Regions from separate parts of the Homo sapiens genome. Here region 1 is linked to region 2. Evidence: chromatin loops called from intact Hi-C (ENCODE). Cell type or tissue: CD4-positive, alpha-beta T cell. All regions are shown on one strand.

Region 1 (2,500 bases), 380 kb before region 2:
CAATATTTTTCTCCCCAATAAAGGGAAGCGGTTTAACCCTTTGAGTTCCACAACCTTGCGTTCTTCTACGCAGGCGCCCCTCCAGCGCAATCCCAGTTCTAAATCGAGTCGCTGCCCCTTTCCGCGACCACACCCAGATCCCCAAAGGCCTGCTCCCATCCCGACCATTGATGTGAGAAAGGCCAAAACCGGCCCCAGCGGGGCTCCCAGCCCCGCCGCTCCCTCTCTTCCTCCGGGCCAAGGCGTGCCCAGAAAGGGACGCGAGCGCGCCCCTCAGTTCTCGCACGGGCTCGACCAAGGGGCGAGGAAGGAAGAATCGGCGCAGCGGCGAGATGGGCACGAACCTCGCGCTCACTTGCTGCTCAGTGCCAGGGCGAGGGGCGTCGCTCTGCCCCCAGAATCCAACTGGTAATGTGGGAAAGGTGTGGTCCAGGACCGGTGACCTCGAACCGGGGCCCAGCAGTTCGCAGATCCTCACCCCGCGATGCTGGGGCCTCACCCACGACCCCAGCCCCCTCCCAGTCGGCACCCAAGCCCACTAAAGACCCCTCTCCGGGGCCGCAAACACAGTCCTCGGGGCCGCCCGGTCGGAGCCGTGTCAGGTGGTGACAGGAGGCGACGGGTGACCATGGCAACCCGAGGTGTGCAGCGGACCGACCCAGCCTCCGACTCCCGGAGTCACCCACCTGAGGGCTCCAGGGCAAGCCCGGAGGAGCGGCGGAGGAGAACGCGGCTGGGAGGCCGGCGGCCAGGGCCCCGAAGCGGCCGGCTCCGGGCTGCGGCAGGAGCACGACGGCGGCGGTCTGGGTTTGGCGTCGGTCCTCCCTCCTACCGCCCGCGCGTCAATCCATCAGTTCGTCAATCCGTCCTTCTCACGTCCGCCCCTCCCGGCCCAGCGACTCCTCAGCTCAGCCTCTTGCAGACTGCGGTTGTCAAGTGCCGGGGAGCCGAGCTCTACCCGCGAGCGGCAGCCAATCGCCGCGCTTCCCCGAGGCGCCTCAGGACCCCGCCGCGCGGGGCGGCCAGGCAGGTGCCTGAGCCGAAGGGCGAGTCGGCGGGGCGGGGCGGGGCGGGGAGGGGCGTGGAGGGGCGGGCCCAAAGCTGGGGCGGGGAGGGGCGGGGCGGACCAAAGCCTGGGCGGGGCGGACCAAAGCCTGGGCGGGGCGGGCGGGGGTCGGGCTTGGAGGGACCGGCTAGGGGCCCGGGGGAGTAGCAGAACGGGTGCGGCAATAGCGTGAGACTGGTGGCAGGGACGTAGACCCTTAGCTGGCCGGTGACCCCATGTCCCAAAATAGCACGAACAGGATTGTCGCCTGCAAATGGAGAAGACTGCGCATTAGGATTGACTCTTCATACTCCTCCCCGATAATTAATAAAGGTTAATGAAATTAATGTTGCCTTCTACCCTTCTTTCGCTGCTTTCCTAGGTCCCACTTCGTCCCAGAAAACTCCAGTAGTTTGTTTGTCCCCTTCCTGGTTTCTCATTTTGCAAAGCTGATCTGCCTTGAAAGCATTTTTCAGTTACTTAACATTTAATATGTTCAGGTTTTGTCTACTCCTGTTGGTTGTAAGCCCCTTATTCCACAAATATACGTGATGTTCAACCGAGCTTAATTAAGCATCCAGGAAGTATAACCATAAGGAAGAATACAATTACACAAACCTGTAAGAACATCATTCTCGGCCAGGCGCGGTGGCTCACGCCTGCAATTCCAGCACTTTAGGAGGCCGAGGCGGGCGGATCACCTGAGGTCAGGAGTTTGAGACCAGCCTGGCCAACATGGTGAAACCCCGTCTCTACTAAAAATACAAAAATTAGCCGGGTGTGCTGGCAAGCCTCCTGTAATCACAGCTACTTGGTAGGCTGAGGCAGGAGAATCGCTTCAACCTGGGAGACGGAGGTTGCAGTGAGCCGAGATCATGCCACTGCACTCCGGCCTGGGTGACAGAGCGAGAGACTCCGTCTCACAGAAAAAAGAACATCATCCTCACAGAGGCGAAAGTCCAGAGTGAGCTGGACCTCCCAAAAGGGGAAAATGGGGTAACAGTCTGGTAAAGAGAATAAACATCAAAAATATTTCTGGCACTCCCATGCTTATTGCAGTACTATTCACAATAGCCAAAATATAGAATCAACCTATGTCAATCAACAGACAAATGGATAAAGAAAATGTGGTACATATACACAATGCAATCTTTTTTTTTTTTTTTTTTTTTTGAGACGGAGTCTCGCTCTGTCGCCCAGGCTGGAGTGCAGTGGCGCCATCTCGACTCACTGCAAACTCCGCCTCCCGGGTTCACGCCATTCTCCTGCCTCAGCCTCCCGCGTAGCTGGGACTACAGGCGCCCGCCACCAGGTCCGGCTAATTTTTTTTTTTTTTTTTGTATTTTTATTAGAAACGGGGTTTCACCGTGTTAGCCAGGATGGTCTTGATCTCCTGACCTCGTGATCCACCCGCCTCGGCCTCCCAAAGTGCTGGGATTACAGGCGTGAGCCACC
Region 2 (2,500 bases):
ACAGGAAATGCAGCATCTCATACCACTCAGTACAAAGAAAATGTCTGCCTTCCCTGACTTTAAAAAAGAGTAGCTATGTAAAAACTTAACTGACGAAAACAGAAACTGAAAGTAAAAATGTCTACAGCATATATATGTACAACTTAATATTGTGAACATTTTCATACCACAAAAGTTTTTTAAAACTTGCTTTAAACTTTTAAAAAGTCAGAAAAAATTTTGGTCAATTGGAATCGGCATGATGAGAAATCTCTTGAAAACCATTCTAAATTCCAGTTCCTATAAAATCAGACTCCAGACAATATATCCAGCCAAAGCTACGACTGCCTTCGCGCTTCTGAAGAAACTATACACCGCAGCATGCCCTACTACAAACCAGTTGCTTTTTCTTCCAGGAAGCACGTTTAACTTTTTGTTTGTTTGTTCAAGGCAGTCATACTAGGCACGAAAAGATGAACGGAGCAAAGAGTGACCCTTGGCCTTCTCCGGGTTCAAGGTAGGAGTTCCGGCTCCTCACGCCTTCTTTACCAAGCACCAGCCGGAGCTTCTCGCTTCCGCACCGAGTTAGGACCCAGGGGTGACTCAGCGGTAGGACAAGTGCCGCCGATGTGGTCTAGCTTGGGGAAGGACGGCGGGCGCCTGAGGAGGGCATAACATCCCCAGGTCCGGCCAGTCTCGGGTTCCTGGGGAGCCCCATGACACGGCAGAACCCAGGCCGCGCGGCCAGGTCCCGGGCCTGCCCACCCATAATTCCCACCCGACGTCCCCCAGCTGCACGGACCTGTCGTACTCAGACCGGGTAAGAAACATGGCGAGGGTAGGAGGAGGCAGCGGCTACGCGGGGATTCTGAGGACCAACACGACTCCACCGGCACCCAACTCACCGGCAGCCAACTCACCCACACGGCCGCAGTACTAAGGACCAACTGCGCGTGCGACCGCGACCTCTTTAGCCCGCCCTCCTGTGCCTGCTTCCTATTGGCTGGTAGTAGTTCCCGCCTAGGTGATTGGGCCAACGCGCTTCCTCACGAGGGCTTGGTTGGTCCGGAGGAGGAGGAGGACCAGGGAGGTACTTCCGCCTTAAATCGCGGGTGGTTGCTAGGGACGATAGGCACCCAAGGCGTGTAGTGAGTTCGCCTTGTAGAGAAGATGTGAGCCCGCCCCAAGACTGGCAATTGGAAAGGCTTGCATGCAGAGCTGGGTTGTCTGAACCCTGACATAATAGGTCCCTCGCCGGCTCCCGTAATCCCAGCTAGAGGACTTTGGTCCCGTTTCCGGCAAGGCCACCACCTGACTTCTCTTCGCAGGATTCCCTCTCTTAGGGTTCCTCCACGGTGTTCTCCATGCCCGGTCGAGGGCTCCAGGACTTTGGGCGGTAATGAGTCGGCTACAGTGGGTCTGAGCCGGCGCCGCGGACGAGTCCCTTCGTTTCAGCCAGTTTGGCTCGTTTATTGAGAAAAGTGGGGGGCGAGGGGTTAGTATGTAAGAAAGTCTTAAAGTTTCCACATGGTTAAGGTAATTTTATCAACTCTTTCTTGCACCCCTCCCCCTAGTACAGGTTTCAGACCTAAATAACCTAGAGTTCAGGATCCAGACTTCAAAATATTCACTGCTTTTTCTGTTGTTTGTGAAAAATAAGTGTTTTCTTTGAGCCCAGATCGTGCTATTGCACTCCAGCCTGGGCAACAGCCAAACCCTATCCGAAAAAAAAAAAAAAAAAAAAAGCGCTTTCTTTTTCGACGCTTCTTGCTTCCCTTCAATAAGTTGCTTGAGGAGCAACTTTGCAGCTTCGTAATAACACTGTAATTCAAGTATTTGTTCAAGAAAGGCAAGTAAGAAGTCTTGGCACGGGGGTGGGGAATATAGGGAAATGTTGGTCAAATGATACAAAGTTTCAGTCAGAGAAGGTGGATGAGTTCTATAGTTAATAATCATATATTGTGTACTTGAAATTGTGAAGAGGGTACACCTTAAATGTTCTCACCACAGGAAAGTATGTGAGATGATGGATTATGTTGATTAGCTTCATTTAATTATTTGCAGTGTGTGTGTGTATATATATGTATATCAAAACGTCACGTTGTATACCATAAACATGAACAATTTCTATTTGTCACTTACACCTTAAAGCTGGAGTCGGGGGAAAGAAATCATTTATCAGGCAGTATATGCTGGAAAGGGAAATGCCAGCATCTCATTTCCAGTTGTTAATGTGATACCACTAGTCAAGTCCTTAACCTCTCAAGGCCTGTATCTCTCCAGTAAAGTTCATTCTTGGTCCTAGATTAGGTTTGTAAGTCACCAAGGCATTTCAAAGGTGCAGGAAATGTAAAAATAAGCCTTTTGAGTATTAACCAAGATTAGTTTTCCCCACCCTTTATTTTCTGACTTCCTTCATGGATTCAGTAGGAGTTTAGTTTGGTCATCCCTGGCCAATCAGATGTTTAGCACTAATAAAACTGAGGAAGAACTCCAAGTAGCAATCCTCTGGGATCTGTTA

What was found. Peaks named below come from ENCODE experiments on the same cell type or tissue, not always from the same donor. Only the 100,000 strongest peaks of a DNase experiment are listed, where the experiment ranks them.
Region 1: it touches region 2 in a loop (4-fold over the local background); 3 of 110 quality-filtered maps call a loop at or near these places.

What each region holds. Positions count from the first base shown.
Region 1 is chr1:109,041,176-109,043,675 of GRCh38, forward strand. It overlaps WDR47 (WD repeat domain 47), which reads right to left and starts at 927. Exons shown (of 15, transcript NM_001142551.2): 1 at 687-927. RefSeq lists a silencer at 575-1,124. In CD4-positive, alpha-beta T cell, no CTCF peak of the experiment used is centred here; a DNase peak (open chromatin) is centred at 946; H3K4me3 peaks cover 1,460 bases; H3K27ac peaks cover 655 bases.
Region 2 is chr1:109,425,521-109,428,020 of GRCh38, forward strand. PSMA5 (proteasome 20S subunit alpha 5) reads right to left here and starts at 928. Exons shown (of 9, transcript NM_002790.4): 1 at 782-928. The coding sequence starts at 810. RefSeq lists enhancers at 991-1,922, 1,429-1,488. In CD4-positive, alpha-beta T cell, no CTCF peak of the experiment used is centred here; DNase peaks (open chromatin) are centred at 41, 591, 1,021 and 1,711; H3K4me3 peaks cover 1,985 bases; H3K27ac peaks cover 1,748 bases.